3 separate regions of the Homo sapiens genome follow, and regions 2 and 3 are each linked to region 1. Evidence: read pairs that join two places in POLR2A ChIA-PET (ENCODE). Cell type or tissue: CD4-positive, alpha-beta T cell. All regions are shown on one strand. Each heading gives the region's core, and the rest is flanking DNA. Links, peaks and the distances in the headings are about the cores only.

The links. Peaks named below come from ENCODE experiments on the same cell type or tissue, not always from the same donor. Only the 100,000 strongest peaks of a DNase experiment are listed, where the experiment ranks them.
Region 2: POLR2A ChIA-PET joins it to region 1 with 19 read pairs; 16 of 35 experiments call an interaction of 5 or more read pairs at or near these places.
Region 3: POLR2A ChIA-PET joins it to region 1 with 10 read pairs; 10 of 35 experiments call an interaction of 5 or more read pairs at or near these places.

The regions. Positions count from the first base shown.
Region 1 is chr5:139,562,065-139,570,137 of GRCh38, forward strand. All of the region lies in intron 1 of UBE2D2 (ubiquitin conjugating enzyme E2 D2), which reads left to right. Among named protein-coding and RNA genes, the nearest start is that of UBE2D2, 4.8 kb to the left of the region's middle. RefSeq lists enhancers at 181-230, 321-440, 3,241-3,340, 3,531-3,670, 5,934-6,435. In CD4-positive, alpha-beta T cell, for the core only: no CTCF peak of the experiment used is centred there; DNase peaks (open chromatin) are centred at 1,787 and 3,567; H3K4me3 peaks cover 2,569 bases; H3K27ac peaks cover 3,381 bases.
Region 2 is chr5:139,479,982-139,488,054 of GRCh38, forward strand. It overlaps STING1 (stimulator of interferon response cGAMP interactor 1), which reads right to left and starts at 2,777. Exons shown (of 8, transcript NM_198282.4): 1 at 2,569-2,777; 2 at 2,229-2,321; 3 at 1,497-1,723; 4 at 1,178-1,361; 5 at 809-917. The coding sequence starts at 1,723. It also overlaps the pseudogene LOC101059986. RefSeq lists a silencer at 1,043-1,337 and enhancers at 1,940-2,169, 2,690-2,819, 2,830-2,949, 4,802-5,302, 6,429-6,929. In CD4-positive, alpha-beta T cell, for the core only: no CTCF peak of the experiment used is centred there; DNase peaks (open chromatin) are centred at 1,500, 2,560 and 2,680; H3K4me3 peaks cover 2,534 bases; H3K27ac peaks cover 2,472 bases.
Region 3 is chr5:139,707,401-139,715,473 of GRCh38, forward strand. LOC124901085 (a long non-coding RNA gene) reads left to right here and starts at 2,502. Exons shown (of 2, transcript XR_007058963.1): 1 at 2,502-2,574. RefSeq lists enhancers at 1,840-2,830, 3,075-3,124 and silencers at 2,315-2,684, 3,405-3,504, 3,995-4,074. In CD4-positive, alpha-beta T cell, for the core only: no CTCF peak of the experiment used is centred there; DNase peaks (open chromatin) are centred at 1,721, 2,811, 3,431, 4,111 and 2 weaker places; H3K4me3 peaks cover 2,639 bases; H3K27me3 peaks cover 702 bases.

The sequences.
Region 1 (8,073 bases), core at 1,542-6,541:
GTGTGGACTCTTAGGGCTTCTCTCCAGTCTGGGACTGCCGCTGCACTTGAGGGCCATTGTCGGGCCAGGATGGCGGGGTTGGGGCCGAGGGGGGCGCTGGGGCGTTGGGCGGCCCCTTCGACAGAGGTCGAAAGGGCTTCTCGCCCCATTTCTGTTCCCTCCTCCCACACCTGCCCTAGCTCCCTCCACAAAACCGCCTGAGCTCGGGCTGACAGAGGAAGCCGTTTTGCCCGATCCACAAGTATATCCTGAGTTCACTTACCTCTTGGGTGGCAGCACACATCGGTCCACCCTGCTTGTCCAGAAACTGTTAAGAGTTGGAAGTTCAGAAGAAAAAAAAAAGGTGACTTAATGAGGGAGGAGGGAAGTAGAGGGAGAATCATTTTATTCCTTGAGGTTGCTGTATGTAGTTAGAAACTAACACTTCCGTTTTGCAGGATTGGATCTAATAGAAAAGCTGTACATTGGCAAAGGTAGAGGTAGAAACCTGAACATTGAAAACCACCAGAGAAATTATACAAAAGTTCCTTTCACAGCCTCTTCGCAAAATGGACTTGACGCTATTAGGTGATATGTTTACCGAGACTCTTAACTGGGAAGGGGTTTTACTAGATTTTGTATTAAAAAGGATTTCTTTGCTCTTTAAAGTGAAGGGTTATTTAGTTATCAATAAGGAGGTTTTCCTAATAATACATCTAGACTATAAGATTGGCTTAAAATTTATTTTTTTTCCCTTTCTGATGTTGTAACCTCTTAGTGCCACTTTCATGTTTTTTTTCTTAGAAGTAGGGAGGCACCACTATTAATTTCTGTTTGGTGTTTCACTTGGCTACTCAGATTGGCTATATTAAACCGGTAGCTACTTTTTTCTTCAATACATCTTTTTCCTTTTAGTGGAGAACGGGGTCTTGCCGTGTTGTCCAGGCTGGTGTGGAACTCCTGGGCTCAAGCTAGCCTCCTGTCTCTGCCTCCCTTAAGTGTTGGAATTACAGGCATCAATCAGCCACTGCACACGGCCTATACCTGTAGCTACTTAGAAGTAGGTACTGGGGTTATCCATTCTGAATGATGGGATGGGGATGCAAGAGGAAGAGAACCAGTTTTTAGCTTGTCTTAAACTAAGTCAGAATACAGATTGATGATTTAAACACCTCAGCTCAGCGGTTGGTCCTCATTTCATTTTTGCTCAAAGACAGTGTGGAATCAGTCCCATTGGTTACTATAATTAGGTTAGCTCCTTAACTTCTTTTGACTCTGATTTCTAACAAATGAAGAAGGGCAGATTTTAGACAATAAATCTTGTACTAAAATGAAATGGTATTTGTTAAATACCATAAAGAAGCTTGAACCTTAAGCAAAGATGTCTTAAAGAACCGTTTAAGGGGCAGGGGAGCACACTGAGGAGTAGTCATCCAAAAAAAATATATACATATGTATTTTAAAGGCTTTTAGGAATTGCTAGGTCCTTATAGAATCTAACTGGGAAGTTATCAAATACCTGTAGAAGCTTGTCCTCTTATTTTATAACCTGAGAAAGAGCAAGTGGGTATAATGTGTAATAATTTACAGATAAAGAAATGTAGACCTGCCGGGCGCGGTGGCTCACGCCTGTAATCCCAGCACTTTGGGAGGCTGAGGTGGGTGGATCACGAGATCAGGAGATCGAGGCCATCCTGGCTAACACGGTGAAACCCCGTCTCTGCTAAAATATACAAAAAAAACTAGCCGGGCTTGGTGGCGGGTTCCTGTAGTCCCAGCTACTCTGGAGGCTGAGGCAGGAGAATGACGTGAACCGGGGAGGCGGAGCTTGCAGTGAGCCGAGATCGCGCCACTGCACTCCAGCCTGGGCCACAGGCGAGACTCCCTTTCAAAAAAAAAAGAAATGTAGACTTTAATCTCTACATTGAATTATATGTGTAACGGACTTTTTCAGAGAGGGAACTATCTCTTTGACACAAAACATACGTTTTAATTAATAATACTTGCTCTGGTAATATAGTTTCTTATGAGTTGCTACATATTTTCTAGAATAGATTTTCCTTAAAATATGCCTTTGTAAGATTTTTTTAATAAAATCAAGTTTAGAAATAATTTGAACTTTTTTGGGGGATAGAGTTTCAGTCTTGTCGCCCAGGCTGGAATGCAATGGCACGATCTCAGCTCACCGCAACCTCCACCTCCTGGGTTCAAGTGATTTTTCTGCTTCAGCCTCCCGAGTAGCTGGGATTACAGGCACGCACCACCACACCTGTCTAATTTTTGTGTTTTTAGTAGAAACGGGGTTTCACCATGTTGGCCAGGCTGATTTCTAGTTCCTGACCTCCGGTGATCCACCTGCCTCAGCCTCCCAAAGTGTTGGGATTATAGGCGTGAGCTACCGTGCCCGGCCTGAACTTTTTTTTTTTTGGAGACGGAGTCTCCCTCTGTCGCCCAGGCTGGAGTGCAGTGGTGCTATCCTGGCTCACTGCAACTTCCGCTTCCTGGGTTCAAGCGATTCTCCTGCCTCAGCCTCCGGAGTAGCTGGGATTACAGGCACTCCGCCGCCATGCCCAGCTAATTTTTGTATTTTTAGTAGAGACGGGATTTCACCATGTTGGCCAGGCTGGTCTTGAACTCCTGACCTCAAGTGTTCTGCCACCTTGGCCTCCCAAAGTGCTGGGATTGCAGATGTGAGCCACGTCATCTGGCCTGGCCTGAACTTTTAGAATTCAATATTAACCATTTTCCCCTAGTTTATTCCCTAGAGCTCTTCACAAAGTATGGCTTGACTTCTCTGAGACAGCTAGTGATAAGAAAAATGAAGTTTATTTTGGTATACCACTCAAAAAGATTGTGAAAACAAAATGGAGATTAATTTTTTTTTTCCAAACTCTTTGTACCACAATTTTAAGTTGAATAGCTGACTTCCTAGGCATGGATAAGATCAGTTCTATCTTATCTTCTGTCCTAGTAATGTGTCTGCAGTGGAATCCCCATTGCTTGGCTTCTATAATTGATCTTGAACCTTCCCAATTATCATTCCCTGAAAAAATAATTCTACTTAAATACCTTCTTGACTTAAATGTCATGAGTTGCTACATCTGGGTTCTGATAAGATTTTTCTAAGAAAAACTACATTTGACATGTGACATCTTCAGGAATTCAATATCTTGTTTCTTTGACAGAGGGACGCTATTCATGTCTGTGAATTTGGCAGTCTTTGAAATGCCATGTCTTTTTTGGAAAAAGCTTTTGATGGACTTTATTTTGATATACATCTTAAGGTCCCCTGACCTATACTATAAGCAGAGCATAGCAAAGAGGGTCATTATGAACATTGTGTGTAGTTCTGGGCAGGGCTTGGGATCCTTTGGGATTGTTGGTATCTACACCACATGGCCCCACCCTGCTATGTTTTAAGGTTTTCTGCTGACTTTTTAGGTCTTCAGCCTTGATTTTGATGCTTTGAGTGCCTGCCTCTAGCAGCACCACCCCCAGCCCTTTTCCAGTTGGCTGCATCTCATCTGTTGTGGGCTAAGAAACCAGATCACAGAGCTTATTAAAATTGTGTCTAAAATAAGATCCAGTAGGCTCTTGACTGAAGAGGGCTTCATGTGCTCTGTGAACTGTGTGGTTTCCTTGGCTGATCGGAGACCTTTCTGACTTGCTTCCTGTTTTTCTTCTTTACTTTTGCTATACAGATGTAGGAGGCTTTTTGGTGCTCTTAGAGTGCTGTAATGTTGAAGTATTTGGTTAATTTCTCTATTCTTGGGAAGGGTAAAAGGCTAAATAAATATCTTGATTCTTTGAGGAGTTGAAGACTGACCAGAGTTGGATACTAAAAGCTTTTCTTAACAGTAATAGTGCATTGTACATTTTAATGGTGTCCTACTAGTTGCAGATAACGTTTGGCATACATAGCTTTCAAACAAAGTAATGCCAGGATTATCACTTGATCTATTTCTGTGATAGAGATTTTTTTTCTTTCTTTTTTTTTTTTTTTGAGGCAGTCTTGCTCAGGCTGGAGTGCAGTGTCATGATCTTGGCTCACTACAAACTCTGGCTCCCAGGGTCAAGCAGTTCTCTTGCCTCAGACTCCCAAGTAGCTGGGATTACAGGCACTCACCACCATGCCCAGCTAATTTTTGTATTTTTAATAGAGACAGGGTTTCTCCCTGTTGGCCAGGCTGGTCTTGAACTCCTGACGTCAGGAGATCCGTCCGTCTCGGCCTCCCAAAGTGTTGGGATTACAGGTGTAAGCCACTGTGCCCGGCCTATGGCTAGCTTCTTTTAAGGCGTCTCAAGACAAAGTTCTCAATGAAATAAAGATTTCAGGTCATGCACAGTGGGTCATGCACAGTGGGTCACGCCTGTAATCCCAGCACTTTGGGAGGCCCAGGTGGGCAGATCGCTTGAGCTCAGGAGTTCGAGACCAGCCTGAGCAACATGACGAAACATGGTCTTTACAAAAAATACAAAAAATTAGCTGGGTATGGTGGTGGATGGCTGTAGTCCCAGCTAGGTGGGAGGCTGAGGTGGGAGGATCTCGGGAGCCTGGGAGGTAGAGGCTGCAGTGAACCGTGATCAAGCCGCTACACTCCAGCCTATGCAACAGAGTGAGACCCTGTCTCAAACAAACAAACAAACAAAAAGATTTCAAACTCTGATGTCTATAAAAGCCAGGCAGGTACCAAAGTGAGCAGAGAGAACTTGAGGGAGCTAGAAAATGCATGTGCTATCAGATGAGGGCAACTGCTAACCAGCTCCCTGCAAATGTTGCTATTGCTAAAATCTGTGGGCCCAGTGTTGCAATATCTTCCATTCAAAAAAAAAAGAGAAGCCACAAATCCAGATTTTTTGGCAACCGATTCAACTTAAAAAAAAAAAGAACAACAAAATACGCATTTTTGGTCGACATCAGTTTAGTATGTGGATTAAAGTAACCAGGGATTGGGGTTCATTAAGTAATCAGGAGTGTAAAAAGATTAAGTCATTTAAACAATACTTTCTGTATTTTTAAAAGTTTGAAAGTAATGCTTTATGTAAGATTAAGTTTTCTTGTTTGTTTGTTTTTGAGATGGAGTCTTGCTCTGTCGCCCAGGCTGGAGTGCAGTGGCATGATCTCGGCTCACTGCAACCTCCGCCTCCCAGGTTCAAGCAATTCTCCTGCGTCAGCCTCCCGAGCAGCTGAGACTACAAGCTCGCACCACCACGCCCAGCTAATTTTTGTATTTTTGGTAGAGACGGGGTTTCACCATATTGGCCAGGCTGGTCTCGAACTCCTGACCTTGTGATCCACCTGCTTCGGCCTCCCAAAGTGCTGGGAATACAAGCATGAGACACCGTGCCCGGCCTTAAGTAGTTTTTAAATACAATTCTAATTAACTTGCTTTTTTTTTTTGAGACCTCAGGTGATTTGCCCGCCTTGGCCTCCCAGAGTGCTGGGATTACAGGGATGAGCCACTGCACCCAGCCAATTTGCTAAGTTTTTTTTTTTTTTTTTTTTTTGAGATAGAGTCTCGCTCTGTTGCCCAGGCTGGAGTGCAGTGGCACAATCTCGGCTCACTGCAAGCTCTGCCTCCTGGGTTCACGCCATTCTCCTGCCTCAGTCTCCCGAGTAGCTGGGACTACAGGCATGCACCCCCATGCCCAGCTACTTTTTGTATTTTCAGTAGAGACGGGGTTTCACCATGTTGGCCAAGCTGGTCTCAAACTCCTGACCTCCAGTGATCCACCCGCCTCGACCTCCCAAAGTGCTGGGATTACAGGCGTGAGCCACTGTGCCCCGCCTTTTGTATGGTTTTGTGTGAGGTCTTGGGAAAACCAGTTTTGTAAATACATTGATCCCGTAGAAGTTTATGTATTACTCTTCCATTATGATCTGTTTCATGTTTTGAGTTTCTCTGTAGACTGACAATACACTTTGAAAATGTCTGAGATTGGGAAGTTACCGAAGCATGATCTTAAAGAAAGTAGTTGTAACGCTGAACAGTACTGTATTTTAAAAAATTGCTTAGGCTGGGTGCGGTGGCTTATGCCTGTAATCCCCCAGTACTTTGGGAGGCTGAGGCGGGCCGACCACCTGAGGTCAGGAGTTCGAGACCAGCCTGCCCAATATGGTGAAACCCTGTCTCTACTAAAAATACAAAAATTAGCCAGGTGTGGTGGCACTCACCTGTAATCCCAGCTACTCAGGAGGCTGAGGCAGGAGAGTTGCTTGAACCTGGGAGGCAGAGGTTGCAGTGAGCCAAGATCTCGCCACTGCACTCCAGCCTTTGCAACAGCGAGACTCCATCTCAAAAAAAAAAAAATTGCTTAAAAATACTGTAGGCCGGGCTGGGCGCTGTGGCTCATGCCTGTAATCCCAGCACTTTGGGAGGCCAAGACAGGTGGATCACAAGGTCAGGAAATCGAGACCATCCTGGCTAACACGGTGAAACCCCATCTCTACTAAAAATACAAAAAATTAGTCAGTGTGGTGGCAGGTGCCTGTAGTCCCAGCTATTCGGGAGACTGAGGCAGGAGAATGGCGTGAACCGGGAGGCAGAGCTTGCAGTAAGTGGAGATCGCGCCGCTGCATTCTAGCCTGGGCGACAGAGCGAAACTCTGTCTAGAAAAAGAAAAAAATGAAAATAAAAAATACTGTAGGCCGGGCGCGGTGACTCACGCCTGTAATCCCAGCATTTTGGGATGCCGAGGTGAGTGGATCACGAGGTCAGGAGTTCAATACCAGCCTAGTCAAGATGGTGAAACCCTGTCTCTACTAAAAATATAAAAATTAGCCGGGCATGGTGGTGAGCACCTGTGATCCCAGTTACTGGGGAGGCTAAGGCAGAGAGTTGCTTGAACCCGGGAGGTGGAGGTTGTGGTGAGCTGAGATCGCACCACTGCAGTCCAGCTTGGGCAACAGAGCAAGACTCCGTCTCAAAAAAGAAAAAAAAATACTGTACTAGAGGTGTGGTACCATATATTAGATTAATATTAGAGGTAAGGACTGATTGAATTCCTATCAAAATGATGAATTAACAGGTAGTCCTGTGGAGTATTGGGAACTTTAATAAATGGTTGTCTGAATATGGCTATTTAAATTAGTTCTATCTTGGATAGTTCTATCTTGGATACCTTCTTACTCCAAAAGGTGAGCTTCTTCACATAAGTTCTGGGAATTTTTTTTTCCCCACTAAAAAAGTATTTTTTATTTCCTTTACAAAAGATCATTGAATTAAGGCACTTTCTTTGGCTCTACTAGATTGTTATTTAAATATAATTCAAACAGCCATCGAGGATAACTGTTAATAAATCTAGGTTTTCTCTGAAGTCTCCCAGTGTATATTACTGTACTGATGACTGACAAGGAAGAGGTTTTGACAAGGTCCAATTCTGTATATTTCTCTTAAAATATCCTAGGCAGTTCCCAGGATAGGAGTATCTGACTCATGCCTCATGCTACCAGGAACCTTTGCAGCCTCATCCCAGAAATGCAGAAACACACTTGTTTTGTCTGTAGAAATAAAGTTTTGATGGTTAGATTTCCAGGCAAACCTTCAAAATCATGTTAAACTATAATATAGGGAAATAAAGTAGTGTTTGTTCTTCTGTCTGCAGAGTCAAGTGAGATTTTGGGTAATAGAATCATAAAATGTTAGCACTGCAGCACATCTCAGGGCTGCTGTCTGGAAAGGCCGTGTGACCTACCAGGTAAGAGTAGGTCTGAATTGAGAACCTGGATTTCTGGACTGTCCAGTGTATTTTCTGGCAAGCCATGTGTTATCCTTACATAGCTGTTAGGTATATAAATCCAGAGGATGCAGCCTTTTTTCTTTTGTTCAAACAATTGGATATTTAAACTGTGTCCTGGAACCTGAAGATCTTCCTCAACTTCCCTTTATATGATTGGCAAGGTTGCTCATACTGCTTGAAACTGCAAATTTAGGCTTGACACAGTGGCTCATGCCTGTAATCCCAACACTGGGAGGCCAAGGTGGGAGGATTGCTTGTACCTAGGAGTTCAAGACCAGCTTGGTCTGTAATGGGAGACCCTGTCTCTACAAAAGCGAAACAAAGTGAAACAAAATTAGCTGGGCATGGTGATGT
Region 2 (8,073 bases), core at 1-5,000, 84 kb before region 1:
CAACAGAGTGAGACTTTGTCTCAAAAAAAAAAAAAAAAAAAAATCTAAAATAGGTATGGGCTTGGTGGCTCCTGCTTGTTATCTCGGCACTTTGGGAAGCCAAGGCAGGAGGATTGCTTGAGCCCAGGAGTTGAGACCAGGCTGGGTAACATAGCAAAACCCTCTTCTTTTTAAAAAATATATAAATAAAATAAAACAGGAATAAAGATTATTCCTTCCTCATAGGGTGTGAATTAGAAAAGGCACATGAGAGCACACAGCATGCAGTAAATATTTATTGAAAGAATTTACAGCTGGGCTCACGCCTGTAATCCCAGCACTTTGGGAGGCTAAGGCAGGCGGATCACTTGAGGTCAGGAGTTTGTACCGGCCTGGCCAATACGGTGAAACCCTGTCTCTACTAAAAATACAAAAATTAGCCGGGCGTTGTGGTGGGTGCCTATAATCCCAGCTACTCGGGAACCTGAGCCAGGATAATCACTTGAACTTGGAAGGAGGAGGTTGCAGTAGCCGAGATGGTACCACTGCACTCTAGCCTGGGCGACAGAGGGAGATTCCTTCTCAAAAAGAAAAAAAAAGAATTCACAAGTGACCTTGGGCAAGTCACTTAATGGCTCTAAGCCCCATATTCCTTTCTGCAAACTAGGCATCATAGCAACATCCTTCATGCCTTGGGATTAAAGGATTTGGTAGACATGAAAATGCTTTGAAAAATATAGTGAGTTCTGTGTGTTTAGAAACACAAGAGGCTGTGTGTCTTAGTGTCTGTTTTGTAGATCGAGAAATGGGGGCAGAGAGGATGGCCCACCTGGCAGGATCAGCCGCAGATATCCGATGTAATATGACCATGCCAGCCCATGGGCCACGTTGAAATTCCCTTTTTCACACACTGCAGAGATCTCAGCTGGGGCCAGGCCCTGTGGACAGCAGGATGTGGCTGGGGGGCCTCCATCAAGGACACCCAGAGAACTCCTCCTCCTCCTCCAAGGCTTCCCAACCTGCTCCTGACTTGATCCCTCTTTTGCCATTGCCAAACCCACTGTTCCAGGACATTATAGGTTCTACTCCATGGACTCCAGCCTTTAAACCAGTCCCACTCCCAGTACTCAGCTCAGGGCAGGTCACACCAGCCACAGCCACCACTTGGCCAGAGCTTCTACCTCCCCCTGTGTCATACCTTGAGGCCCAGGAGGATGTTCAGTGCCTGCGAGAGGCCCAGGAGGGCAAGCATCCAAGTGAAGGGCGGGCCGACCGCATTTGGGAGGGAGTAGTAGAAATAGATGGACAGCAGCAACAGGGCCCCACGGCGGAGGGGGCAGCCCAGGCAGGCCCGCACAGTCCTCCAGTAGCTGCCCCGGTACCTGTGAGTGACAGCCAGACCCCAGACCCCAGCCCCCAGCCCAGCTCAGCCAGAGAGGTTCAAGGAGGGGCAGGGCTAGGCATCAAGGGAGTGACACACGTTGGATACCCCGTCCCTGGGTACTGCAGTGAGTCACCTGGAGTGGATGTGGCGCAGCTCCTCAGCCAGGCTGCAGACCCCGTTTAACAGCAGTCCCAGCTGCAGGGAGGCTAGGTGGAGCACCAGGTACCGGAGAGTGTGCTCTGGTGGCTCTCCTAGCCCCCAAAGGGTCACCAGGCAGGCACTCAGCAGAACCAAGGCTGCCTTCTGGGCCCCGTGACCCCTGGGACACGGGATGGATGGATGCAGGCTGGAGTGGGGCATCTGTGGGCACCAAGAAATCCATGACCATTCTCCCCTTGCCCTCCTGCCCTTCTGGGACTGAGGCTCTGGCTGGGCACTTCCTCCCAGTTCCCCTTTCCCTGGTGCCCAGCCACTCCCAGAGGCTGCTCTTAGAGACACCTCTAGGAGGCAGGCTGGGAATAAGTCACCCCAAAGCTCCTGTCTCAGCGAGGTTTGCTGAAAACAGAGCAGGGCCTGCACATACACGCCCCACCAAGACCCAGGGAGACCACAGGTGTGGTGAAGAAAGAAGGCAGCAACTATCCCAGACCCAGACTTGAAGCTGTCCTGTGCAGCCGTACCCAACCAAGAACCCTTGGGGACCTGGGTTCCCCTGTCCCCGGAACCCACCCCAGGGAGGACCTTAGTCAACAAAGTGGAAAACAGAGCTCAGGGAGTGGGGACAGGGCAGCCAGCAGGCACCCCCTCGCCTCTGGGTGCCAGGGGCCCTAGGTTTGGCGTTCTGCCAGGCTGATCTTGAGCCTACCTTCTGCCTCCCGGACACTGGCTGCTCTGGATGATGACGAGGAGAGAAGGCCCGGCGCTACGAGCAGCCAAGGGCAGCTTCTCTGAGTGCAGCCTGAAAATGAGATGTTAACAACGATTGGTTTCTCCACAACACTCTAGCCCTGGCGTTTCTCCAAACCGCAGCTTTACTGGTGCTGGGAAGGAGGGTATTTCCTGTTCCTCAGGAAGGGAGGTAGGAACCTTCCCTCAAAGCCCTGATGAGCTGGGCCTGAGTCCTGGGGTCAGGGGTGAGGTTTGAGAAAGCCTCCATTCCATTGCCCTTTGCTACCCCCAAACCAAGGGTGTTTAGAAACACTCACCGCAGTCACAGCTCTGAACAGCGGGTTCCCCTCAAGCCACCACGATCAAACACACTGTACCTAACACCTGAGCAGGACTCCACACACTCAGCCAAAGGCAGCACACACATCACACGATGATTCCCCGTCTCATATTTTTCTTCTGGTTTCCAGGATGCAGATTCTTTTTCTGAAAAGTGTGACCTAGGAGGGAGGAGTGAAAAATGAACAGTTATTTCCGGTAACAAGAGCTATTTTTATAAAGCACTTGGTGGGAGAGGAGGGGCACAGAGGAATGGGGGTTTGGCTCTTTGCAGGAAATGGCCACGCCTGTGACTTCTCCAAGAGAGCCTGCCGGTTTCTGCCCAGAAGGCGGTTGTGGGGATGATATTAGGTAGGAGCAAAAGTAATTGCAGGCCTGGCACAGTGGCTCATGCCTGTAATCCCAGCGCTTTGGGAGGCCGAGATGGGTGGATCACTTGAGGTCAGGAGTTCAAGACCAGCCTGAGCAACATGGTGAAACCCCATCTCTACTAAAAACAAAAATTAGCCAGGCGTGGTGGTGGGCGCTTGTAATCTTAGCTACTTGGGAGGCTGAGGCAGGAGAATCGCTGGAACCTGAGAGGTGGAAGTTGCAGTGAGCAGAGATTAGGCCACTGCACTCCAGCCTGGGCAACAAGAGCGAGACTGTCTCAAAAGAAAAGAAAAGAAAAGAAAAGAAAAATGATCTGACCTACATTGTTTGAGTGTAGGTTATAAAATCCCCATGCATCAACCTAAATTATAATAATAATAATAATAATAAAGTGTTTACCTTGTTCCAGACATTATGCCAAGTGTTGCATATATCACTTCACTTGTATATCATTTCACCAGCCACCCTGTCAGGTAGGTATAATTCTAGCCCCATTTTATAGATGGATAATCCGAGGCTCAGGGAGGTGAAATAACTGGTTTAAGTAATTGAGAGTGGGGACTTGAAGCCTGGTGGGTTGCTCCAAAGCCCAGCTTGCTCTGTGCCTTGATTTCATTCCAGTAATCCCAGCACTTTGGGAGGCCAAGGCAGGAGGATCACTTGAGCCCAGAAGTTTGAGACCAGCCTAAGCAACACAGGGAGATCCCATCTCTACAAAAAAAAAAAAAAAAAATTAGCCAAGCATGACGGAACACGCCTATAGTCCCAGCTACTTGGGAGGCTGAGGTGGGAGCATCACTTGACCCCTGGAGGTAGAGGTTGCAGTGAGTTGTGATGGCACCACTGCACTCCAGCCTAAGTGACAGAGTGATACCCTATCTCAAAAAAAAAAAAAAAAAAATAGGCCAGGCGCAATGGCTCATCCTTGTAATCCTCGCACTTTGGGAGGCCAAGGCAAATGGATCACTTGAGGTCAGGAGTTCGAGACCAGCCTGGCCAACATAGTGAAACCCCATCTCTACTAAAAGTACAAAAAATTCGCTGGGCGTGGTGGCGGGTGCCTATAATCCCAGCTACTCAGGAGGCTGAGGCAGGAGAATCGCTTGAACCCAGGAGGCGGAGCTTGCGGTGAGCCGAGATCATGCCACTGCACTCCAGCCTCGGCAACAAGAGTCAAACTCCATCTCAAAAAAAAAAAAAAAAAAGGCCGGGTGCAGTGGCTCACTCCTATAATCCCAGCAATTTGGGAGGCCAAGGCAGGCAGATCACCTGAGGTCAGGAGTTCAAGACCATCCTGACCAACATGGAGAAACCCCATCTCTACTAAAAATACAAAAAATTAGCTGGGCGTGATGGCGCATGCCTGTAATCCCAGCTTCTTGGGAGGCTGAGGCAGGAGAACTGCTTGAACCTGGGAGGCGGAGGTTGCACTGAGCCGAGATCGTGCCATTGCACTCCAGCCTGGGCGACAAGAGCAAAACTCCGTCTCAAAAAAAAAAAAAAGAGAAGAAAGAAAGAAAAAGAGAGAGAGAGAAAGGAAGGAAGGGAAGGGAAGGGAAGGGAAGGGAAGGTCTGACCTACATTGTTTGAGTGTAGATTATAAAATCCCCCTTCCAGAGAGGGCCCTGCCCCACACTCAGAAAGAAGGAACACACGCTCAGAGAGGCCAAGAAGAATCTAGACAGACGGGCGAGGCTGGGTTTCCCCACTCATTCTATTAGCATTAGAGCATACCCTTTCTGTCCAATTATATTTCAACAAGGGTGTCCATACTTTAATGAACCTAAACGTAAAAATAGACAATTTGCCCTCTGTCTTTGGGTCTTCATTCTGAAGGCCTCTGTGACACATAAAACTCTGATCAAATAAATTTGTATATTTTTCCTCCTGTTAATCTGCCTCTTGTCAGTGATTTTCAGCAAGCCTTCAGAGGGCGGAGGGGGAATTTTTCCTTGGCCTTGACACAAGCTTTGAGTTCCCTTGGGGTGGGAAGTGTCTCTGGCTGCAGTAAGCTGCTTCAAAGAAGGGGCAGGCCTGGAGAGTGAGGCTAGGATGGCACCCGCAGAGCAGCAGTAGTTCATTCCTGTCCAGGTCAGAGGGGTCCTCGCCCTGAACCCTTCCCCACATCATGACCAGACATGGGAAGACACACATTGATAGATGCCTTGGCCTCAGAGGAGCAATGAGGCTTCCTGGAAACTCTGGTTTTTCAAAATCATGCCCTAACAATGCAGGGAATTCCCTACACTTTCTCTCCTCTACAATAGGCTCACATAAAGACCTAGGAGAAGGCCAGGCGCAGTGGCTCATGCCTGTAATCCCAGCACTTTGGGAGGCTGAGGCGGGCAGATCACGAGGTCAGGAGATCGAGGCCATCTTTGGGAGGCTGAGGCAGGAGAATCGCTTGAACCCGAGAGGCGGAGGTTGCAGTGAGCCAAGATCGTGCCACTGCACTCCAGCCTAGGCGACAGAGGCAGACTCCATCTCAGAAAAAAAAAAAAAAGATCCAGGAGAATATATGACAAAGTTCTAACAAAGGTTACTCTGTGCAGTTGGAATATGGGTGATTTTTATTCTATTGTCCTTTTTTGCTCATTATGTTTTCTAAGATTTCTTTTCCCTACATTGAACATGTATCATTTGTTTAATGTTTATTTATTTATTTATTTTTAAATTTTTGAGACGGAGTCTTGCTCTGTCGCCAGGCTGGAGTGCAGTGGTGCGAACTCAGCTCACTGCAACCTCCGACTCCCTGGTTCAAGCAATTCTCCTGCCTCAGCCTCCAGAGTAGCTGGGATTACAGGCACGTGCCACCACACCCAGCTAATTTTTGTATTTTCAGTACAGACGGGGTTTCACCATGTTGGCCAGGATGGTCTTGATCTCCTGACCTCGTGATCCTCCCACTTTGGCCTCCCAAAGTGCTGGGATTACAGGCGTGAGCCACCATGCCTGACCTGTTTAATGTTTAAAATATGCCGTAAAGAAAATCCAGCTGGGCACAGTGGCTCACGCCTGTAATCCCAGTGCTTTGGGAGCTCAAGGCAGTAGGATCGCTTGAGCCCAAGGAGTTAAAGGCTGCAGCAGTGAGCTATGATCACACCACTGCATTTCAGCCTGGGTGACAGAGCAAGACCTAGTCTCAAAAGAGAGAGAGAGAGAGAGAGAGAGAGAGAGAATCCCAACATTGTCTCAGTCTTAAGACCTCCTTCCACTCCCGTCTGTCCCCTCTCCCTCCCCTCTGCCCTACCTGCTACTCTGGGCTCATTTCCCTGAGTCTGAACCTGCTCTAATGCAGACCTTGCAGGCGCAGAAGGCACTGAGGCCAGGTCATTCAGATAAAGTAAGCTGGGGCTTGGCCAAAAGGAGTGGGAATGGTGGGGTCCAGGGAAGCCGGGAAGCCAGCCTAGCCTGGCCTGCCTGGAGAGAAAGGTCCTGCAGGGTGCGGGAAGGAGTGCAGGCTGCGAAGGGAGCAGAGGCCCCACAGCCTGGGCCTTCCAGTGCCAGGCCAGGATTTCCGCACACCCTTAATCCATGCAGTCTATCCCTGTGTGTACCGTGCTTTGCATGGGATAGGACTGCTGGTGCACGTGCCAGGTCAGTACTTGTCATGGCACCTACAGCTGGACAGGGGAAATGGGCAGAACACAACTGTATGAGTAAGTAGTTAACTACAGATGTGGCAGGGCTACAAGGAATGCACTCAGCCTGCTGCCGTGAGCGGAAATTGGAATACCCAGGGTCAGGTTTCCCTGAAGGCAGCGATTTACCCTGAGTTTGGAAGGAGGATGGGAGTGATGGAGGGCGGGTGGGTGTGCAACATTCTGAAAGGAGCAGCACACACAAAGGCCCTGGAGTGGGAAGGAGCCAGGCAGTGGAGGAACAGAGCAATGGCTGGTGCAGCTGGGGCAAGTAAGCATGTGGAGGGGTCTCTGTTAGTTTCCAAGAACTGCCATAACAAAGTATCACAAATTTCGTGGCTAAAAACAACAGATGTTTATTCTCTCATAGTTCCAGAGGCTAGAAGTCCAAAATCAAGGTGTTGGTAGGGCCACACTTCCTCTGAAATCTCTAGAGTAGCGGTCCCTAACCTTTTTGGCACCAGGGACTGGTTTCTTGCAAGACGATTTTTCCATGGATGGGAAGGGGGATGATTTCAGGGTGAAACTGTTCCACCTCACATCCGAGCATTAGTTGGATTTTCCTAAGGAGCATGCAACCTAGATCCCTCGCATGTGCAATTCACAATGGAGTTCGCACTCCTATGGGCATCTAATGCCGCCACTGATCGGACAGGAGGCAGAGCTCAGGCTGTAATGCTCGCTCGCCCACTGCAGCCCGGTTCCTGACAGGCCACAAACCAGTTCTGGTCCGAGGCCCAGGGACTGGGGACTCCCGCTCTAGAGGAGGATCTCTCCTTGCCACTTCTACCTTCTGGTAGTCCCAGGTGTGTCTGGACCCAACCTCTGCCTCCTTCATCACGTGCCATTCTCCCTTCTGTGTCTCTGTCTTCACATAGCCTTTCTTGTTATGAAGACACCAGGTGAAGGTACAGTGGCTCATGCCTGTAATCCTAGTGCTTTGGGAGGCTGAAGCAGGAGGATTGCTTGAGGCTAGAGTTCAAGGCCAGCCTGGGCAACACAGGGAGACCCCATCTCTAGAAAAAAAAAAGGCCAGGCACGGTGGCTCATGCCTGTAATCCCAGCACTTTGGGAGGCCGAGGCAAATGGATCACCTGAGGTCAGGAGTTCGAGACCAGCCTGGCCAACATGGTGAAACCCCGTCTCTACTAAAAATACAAAAAATTAGGTGGGTGTGGTGGCAGGACCCTGTAATCCCAGCTTCTCAGGAGGCTGAGGTAGGAGAATCTCTTGAACCCAGGAGGCGGAGGTTGCAGTGAGCCGAGATCACGCCGCTGCACTCCAGCTTGAGCAACAACAGCGAAACTCCATCTCAAAAAAAAAAAAAAATTAGCTGGGCATGGTGGCTCACGCCTGTAATCCCAGCTTCTCAGGAGGCTGAGGCAGAATTGCTTGAGCCCAGGAGGTGGACATTGCAGTGAGCTGAGATTGCACCACTGCACTCCATCCTGGGGGCAGAGTAAGACTCTG
Region 3 (8,073 bases), core at 1,191-6,190, 140 kb after region 1:
ATTTAGGCCTCCACCCCGACCCCTCTACCTGCCCTGCTCAGCTCCTTCAGCTCCTAGAGCCTAAAATGCCATAACTAACTGCAATTCAGGAAAGAGTCTAGGCCTCTGCCCGAGGGCAGGGCCTGCATTTGCTTTTGTCTGTCCCCACCACTACCCTGGGCCCTGGAGGGTCACTCAACTGATTGAATGCGTGATAACTGAATGGTCTCAACTCTTCAGGCAGGCAGTGGGGGAGGGCTCACCTTGAGACCTTTGAGCAACTCTTACTGTAACCAGAGGATGGAGAGTTAGGGTCCTGAGATGAGGAGGATCCCAGCAGACGGTTTAGTGAACAAGGACTGGGTCGGTCTCTTCCCAGTGACCTCCACCCCCTCAAACAGCCTTCCAAACAAAGGTGTGTGAGGGGAGCAGTGGTTGATGGGAGGAGGAGCTTCTACCCTTAGCAAATGAAAACAAAGCCAGAGGTCGGGTGGAAAGGCCAGGCTGTGTGTTGAGGACTGTTCTGGTACTAAGAGGCAGGTGTGTGGGGGTGGGTGGAGTAGCAACAACCCCCACAATAACAGCCAACATCTATAGAGCACCTACTCCTCCCAGGCTCAATGCTAAACACTTCCACCTTACATCATACTCAAACCTCACAATGACAATCTGGATTATGATCCCATCCTTTTCTTTTCAAATGCTTGAGGAAATTGATCTAAATGTTTACCCAAGGTCACTCAGCTAGTAAATATCACTACTGGCATTTCAACCCTGGCTTCTTGCTCCATAGCTTTATCCTTAACCTCTTAAGCTGGGCCTCCATGCTCCCAAAGACCGACCTAGGTTCAAATCCGGCCTGTTTCAGCAAACTTCTATCACTCTACCTCACCCACACATCCAATTCATCTGCCAAAATATCTCTAAGCCAGCAACCTCTCCACCACCATCTTTCCCTCGCTATCCCAACCCCCAGCCCCTCCTCCCAGGTCTCCCTGCTTGATCCTTTCCACTGGTCTACAGGGTGGCCAGGGGGATCTTTAAAAAGTTTAAGTCAGATCTCCCAGCTTAAAACCCACTGAAGGCTGCCATGGCACTTTGCATAAACCCTGGCCCCTCAGGGGGCCTGCAAAGCCCAGCCCTATAGGCATACCCTTTGGGCTTACAAAGGCCTTCCCCTCACCTTCAAGAGGCACGTTCTTTGCAGCCTTGGAGCCTTTGCAGCCTTGGAGCCTCTGTGCCTGCTGTGCCCTCTGCCTGGCATGCTCTGCCCCCTCTCCTTTGCTTGGCTGGCTTTTCCTGGTCTTTCAGGCTCCAGCTCAGATGTCTTCTCCTCAGAGGCCTCCCCTGACGACAATAGCTCATATGGACCCCTCCCTGAAGTCAGTCTCACATGACCTACTTTAATGTCCTCATGGCTCCTCATGCTCTCTGAAGTGATCATGGTCAACTATTTGTTTACTTGAACGTGACTAGAACGCAAGTTCTGGGAGGCTGGGGACAAGACTGTGCTCTCGTGTTCCCATGGTCTAAATAGTGCCTAGCACGTAGTAGGCACTCAGTAAACATCTGAACAATATGTAGTTGGTGTGACCTGGATCAAGAAGTCCCAGCCTCAGCTTCCTTTTTCTGTTGGGCTCTGCCTTCTCTCAGCCTCCCAGGGAGGCTCTGGATGAGATCAGAGATGGCAAAACGCTCCCTCCGGGAGAGGGAGGGCACGGCGCCCGCCCGGGGATGAGGTCAGTGCAGCAGGCACCTCTCCTCAGTGCAGGAGGCAAGCAGAACCGCAAAGATCATCTTGGCCAGACCCATGACCCTGGAATCCCAGACGGGCAGGGCAGGGTAGGGCGCGCGACCTCTTCCCCTGGTGGGAAGGTCCTCCCGGCGGGGCCTCCTCTTCCCCTCCCCGGGGAGGCAGGTGGAGCTGCGTCCTCATCTTTGTTCCCATCTGGAGCGCGTTTGGCGCGGCGTGGCGGGGGCGGGGCTGCGCCCCCGCGGTGCCCGGAGAGACTGGCCCGCCCGCTTATCTGATCTGCGGCTAATTGAAACTCCCTGCTCGCGAAGGTCAGCTCGGTCCCCTGACAGCTGCCGAGCCGAGCCGGGCCGGATGGAAAACCCGGGCTGTGCAGGGCCCGGCGGGGCGCTGAGGGGAGGGGTTGTGGGGGGCTGCCTCTGCGGCAAAGTAGACAAAGGCGGCCCCTCCCTCCCTGTGCGCGCTGCTGGGGGTCGCCAGAGGTAGCGGCCTTCGCCCTCACCCTGCAGGGTGTTCCAGCCGGGGTCACATGGCCTAAGGCTACAGAGGAGGGGGGCGCCCTTAATCCCTACGTGCCCGCCCACCCCGCTCCCACGCCGGGGCCCTGTCTGGGGTCTCTGGGAGAGTCACCCCCAACTTCCTGCCCCCACCCCGCCTCCACGCCCCGGCTCTGAGACTTCCTGCCTCCCCGGCTCCGGGCAGCTCTGGCTGTGGGAAGCTGGCGGGGCGGGGGCGGCCCGATCCCCTCCCTCTGTGCACTCGACGGGGCGCTGGGGGTCCGGGAGGAAGTGTGCACGCTGGGGGGCACGGCTCAGCCCAGAAGCCGCCATCCGGTGGGTCAGGTGCGGCCTCAGCCTAGGAGGGCGGGCGGGCAGGCCTGTTGCTAATGGTGCTGGGACGGGCGTGGGGGGGCGGGGGGATGGTAGCGGGGGAGCCTCTGGGAGCCCCGTTTCCAGGGTTCCGGGTGCGGACGTGGCGAGCTCTGGAGACTGCAACCCCGCCCGCCGCGCCCCAGGCTGGCCCAGTCCCTAAGCAGCCCGCACGCGCCTCCCACTAGCCGCCTGTGCGCCTAGGCTGAGGTGCTGGGGAGCTCCCGAGGCGGAACTCCTAGCCTCCGGGCTAAGCGCGCGCCCCTATTCAAAGTCTTTAGGGCCTTGGCTTTCACAGCCAAGAAGAAATAACTCCAACCACAGATTTTCAGAACCACGTGCCAAACACCATGATAGGCGTTGAACGTATTTTGTATCAATTAGGCCTCACAACAATTCCATTTTGCTGATGAGGAAGCTGAGGCGCAGAGAGGTGGTGACTTGGCCGAAGTCACACAGCTAGTAAGTTATCGAGGCGGGGCTGGGCTCTGACTCCAAAGCCAGCGTTGTTAGCCTCGGGTGGTCGCGTCTTAGCAAGAGCTCTGCAGTTGTGCGCCAATATAGGTCGATTACCCAGGGCATCCACGAATGCAGAGAGCCCCTTGGCGGCGTCTTGCCGCACGTGTTCTTGTCTTGGGGTTGGGCACGTGTTTCGTGGTGCAGTCCCGCGTGTTAGAGCCCGGGGACAGAGGTATAGCCTAGCGCACTGGTGCCCAGGTGCGCCATTCGCGGTTGGGACCTGGCAGAGTCATATGGCTGGGGCCTGAGCCGCGAGCAGGGCGGAGCGGGGGCGGAGAACTCGGAGCTGAGTCCACGCGGGCCGCGGCGCCTGGGAGGCCGCAATCCCGGCGCCTGCAGCCGGCGAGGCGCGGGGTGACGCGCGGGGGCCCAGCTACCGTGACCTCCTCCGCGGTTGCCATGGAGACCGTGCACTATAAATAAAAAAAAAAAAAAAAAAGGAGGAGGAATTTCAAACCCGTTTTCTACGGCGCTTGGCGGGAGGGGGGAGGAAAGCTCTCTTTGAATCGAGTTTCCCATTTCACCTTCCCAGGCGGCGGGAGCGCTTCCCCCGCAGCCCAGCCGGGAAATTGCCGCCCCTCACGCCGCGTGGCGCCCCCTGAGGAAGCTAATTAGCGCAGCCCAGGGAGCTGGAGACAGGGGGACAGAGCCCCGGGGGGCCAGGACCCGCCTCTTTTGTGTGGGGGGGAAGCGCCTACAAATTGCCCCCCATCTCTCCAGGCGCGCGCAGCCCAGCGCGGGCCGGGGCACCGGGCGCAGGCGGGAGGTCGCATCTGCAGCTTTGGCGCAATGAATCAGGCGCGGCCGCCGCCGCCGCCGCCGCCGCCGAGCGCGTCTGGCATCCGGAGTCTCCCGGGATCGAAAATAATTTGGGCAAAGCGGTGGGAGGTGTGTGCGCGCGCGCTCCGAGGGGAGGGCGGGGGAGCAGGCCGGGCGGGGTGCGCGGGGCGGGGGGAGGTGCCATCCGACAGCCCCGCTGTGGTGAGAACAGAGTTGACACTTCTTTCCTTTCCACTTACTGCGGCAAGTACTGCGAGGAAGCTTAACCCTCTCGCTACTTGGAGGGTTAGAGGCGCTGGGAGCGCCCTCATGAGGGCGCGCCGTAGGGGTGGGTTCCAGGTGTGCAGACTCCTTTGGGGTGGGCTATTGTAGCGGGCTGGAGTTAGCCTTCTAGCTCCTCAGACGAGCGCTCCTACCCGACATTCCTCAAGGCATCCTTCTGGGGCTTTCTTAATCCTTCCGTTTGCCTTCCCTGCATCTGGCTAGTGTCAGCGCTATGGCCTCAGTTTCCTCACCTATACAAGAGGGTGGGGGTTCTATAGCAGCTTCCCTGTCGGTCTGGTGACCCTGGTTTCGTGTCGCTCTCTCTGGCTTGATCCCTGGGCCTGGCAGGGGTGAGCCGGTTAGGGCAGCCGGGGGTGCAGGAGTCAGAACCTGACCCTCCTTGTCTCCCGCCAGCGCTCTGGGCGCCGTTCATCAAAATGGCCGGGTTCCTGTTTTTGCCTCTGAAGGCAGAAATGTCACTGCCGCTGCATTAAGCACGCTCGGCGGGAACTCGGTTTGGAGCGAGGAGCTGGCGCTCAGCCCTGCCAAGCTGCCTGCCGCAGGGGGGTGGGGATGGGCTGGCTGGCCAGCCGGCCTGGCTGGGGTCAGTCTTTGTCTACGAGGGGCTCCCACCTTCCTGTCGCTCTAGCCCGACATGGCCCACTCCCCTAAACCGTGCTGGTTGCTCCCACCCCACTCAAGTTTGGCGGGGGTCGGGGGAGGCGGGGGAGGGATTAAAGGGGAGGATCTGTGCCCCTCTGGCTCAGGGATAGCAGGGAGGTGATTGGGCAGAACTCATTTCGTTTTCCCCACCCCCATAATTGGCAACACCTCTGGAATTCATGGATCGTCTCCCCATTAATGTTGCCCATTTGATGAGGAAGGAATGGTAGCCAGGCCTCAGGGCATCCTCAGTCTTCTGACCTGAAGTTTCCCCAGAAGGGCTTGGGGGAGAGTGTGCATTTCACCTTTTCCTAGCTTCTTTCTGGCCAAGGGATCCCACCACCCCAGGAATTCTCAAATCCTGGTGCACAGCAGACCACTTGCCCTTGTGAGCACGCAGATGTGAGGAGGAGGGGGCAGGCCAGTGTGGAGAGTCTGATTTAGTGGGTCTGGAGTGGTCCTGTCATCTGCACACCTCACGAGACCCGAGGGAAGGCTGCCACCCTCACTGAGAGGCATATTGGGAGTCCCACAGAAATCGGAGGTGATGGAGTCTAGCAAGTCACTGAACAATGGGAGATTGAGAGAGGGATCACTCAGTAAGGTAGGAACTTGGTGGTTGAGAGTGTGGGTTCTGGACTCAGGAGGACCAAGCTTAAATCCTGGCTCTGCCACTAATTGACTGCATGCTGGAGGGCAGATGACCCAAACTGAGCCTTGGTTTCCTCAATTGTAAAATGGGGGTAACACTGATGGTCCCTAACCCCACCAAAACAATGTGTGGCTTCTATGGGACAGTGCATGGAAAGTGCTGAGTGTAGGTCCAGGTACTTAGTAACTGCATGATATATGTGAGCCTCTGTCGTCATTGTCATCACTATTAAAACTATTGGAACTCAGATTTGTAGTTCAGACTTTAGTTTTGGGGTAGAGGAGAGTCTGGCCCAGATGTCTCTGGTTCTCCAAGTCTTGTCCTTTAGGGGTCTACCAGGTCCTGGGCAGGGAAGAGTGAGAGTGGGGTAGGGGTCAGTCCCCTGGGTGTGGTCTCATCTGTGGGACTCCACTCCCTACCCCAAGCCCCAGTGCCTTAGGTCTCTTTCACCCTTGGGTGTCCCCTCACAGCTGCCACTTGGAGCTACAGATGCCCACTGGGCACTGGCCTGGCTAGTACTTGAGGGCTTGCCTCTCCTAGACCCATATCCAGCCTTACTTCTCTATGAAGCATCAGGTTCTGTGATGGTGGTACAAGTGCCCGGGTAAATTAGGCCCCTGAACCCTGGGTGGTGGGGGACAGGGAGTGTGATGTTGAGCATGTGGGGTGCAGGAATAGGACACCCAAATTGGAGCAGCCTTTGGAATGTGGAATCCCACTTCCCTCTTTGGAAAGATAGGTTGAGGGGAGCTGAGTGAGGACATAGTACTAATGTGTGCCTGGAATCTAGGGCTGATGTCTGTTTCATTCAGGATATTTGGGACTGCTGGTTTCAGAATACAGGAAGGACTAACTGAAAACCAAGACTATGCACTGGGGAGGATCCTGGGGCAGATGCCTTGGCATGGGAGCATTCTTTTTTCTTTTTCTTTTTCTTTTTCTTTTTTTTTTTTTTTTGAGACAGAGTCTCACTCTGTCACCCAGGCTGGAGTGCAATGGTGTGATCTCGGCTCACTGAAACTTCCACTTCCTGGGTTCAAGAGATTCTCCTGTCTCAGCCTCCCGAGTAGCTGGGATTACAGGCGCACGCCACCATGCCTGGCTAATATTTTGTATTTTAGTAGAGACGGGGTTTCACCGTGTTGTCCAGGCTGGTCTTGAACTCCTGAGCTGGGGCAGTCCACCCACCTCGGCCTCCCAAAGTACTAGGATTACAGGCGTGAGCCACCGCGCCCGGCCTGGCATGGGAGCATTCTAACTTGACTTGGGGAAGGGGTGTCTGTCCACTTGAGGCTGCCAGGTGGCTGAGGCTAAGATGACCTCATAGAGCTCCTTCTTGGACTGTAGGCAGCAGAGGGCACCAGCTTTGGACCCTACTCTTCTCACGCGTGCTTGCACATCTGCCCATGCTCAGTCACACTGACCCAGATTCATACTGGCCCATATGTTCTCATGCCCCCACATGCATATTCATGTACATGCTAACGTACATGTGCACATATGCTATACCACCACATGTACAACACACGTGTATGCTTATGCATGCACAGGTACACACAGGTACACACTTGGATATCCAGATGCACACATACTAACTTGCACATGGATACCCTGATGCACCCATGCATACATTAACACCATGTACACACACACAGTAACAAATGCACACACATGGGCAAACCCACAGCCATTTGCTCTTCCATCAGCGAATTCGTGTGTATGTAAACTGTATCTCCCGTGAGAATAGGGCTATCTTTGTTTATTGTCAAGTCCCCCAAGATAAGAGAAGTCTGTTTAATCTCAAGGCTCACATGCTTGGTACTTGGGAGGTATACAATACAGTATTGTCTGGAATATGTGAGTAATTGTATAAGTGTATATGGAAGTGAGTAACCTATGGTGAATAATAACCATAATAGTAAATGCCACCCCCATTTATTGAGTAGGTACTATGTGCTACCAGTACCATCTCATCTCAGCCCCATATCAACCTATGAGGCAAGTACTTTGTTTTTTTTTTTTTTATTTTTTGAGATGAAGTCTTACTCTGTCGCCAGGCTGGAGTGCAGTGGCGCGATCTCAGCTCGCTGCAACCTCCACCTCCCAGGTTCAAGAGATTCTCCTGCCTCAGCCTCCCAAGTAGCTGGGATTACAGGCACGCATCACCATGCCCAGCTAATTTGTATTTTAGTAGAGATGGGGTTTCACCATGTTGGCCAAGACGGTCTCAATCTCCTGACCTCGTGATCCACCCGCCTCTGCCTCCCAAAGTGCTGGGATTACAGGCATGAGCCACCGTGCCCAGCTGAGGCAAGTACTCTTATAATTTCTGCTTAGGCGTTTGGGAACTGAGGCTACAAGAAACAGTCATTACCTGTATTGGCTTGCTAGGGCTCCCGTAACAAAATACCACAGACTGGGTGGCTTACAGTTCTGGAAAGCAGATGTCCAAAATCAGGGTCTTGGGAGCACCCTTCTGAGGGCTGTGAAGGAAGGATCTGTTCAGGCCTCTTTCCTTGGCTTGTAGATGGCCACCTTCTCCCTGCGTCTCTTCACCTTGTCTAACCTCTGTGTGTATCTGTCCAAACTACCCC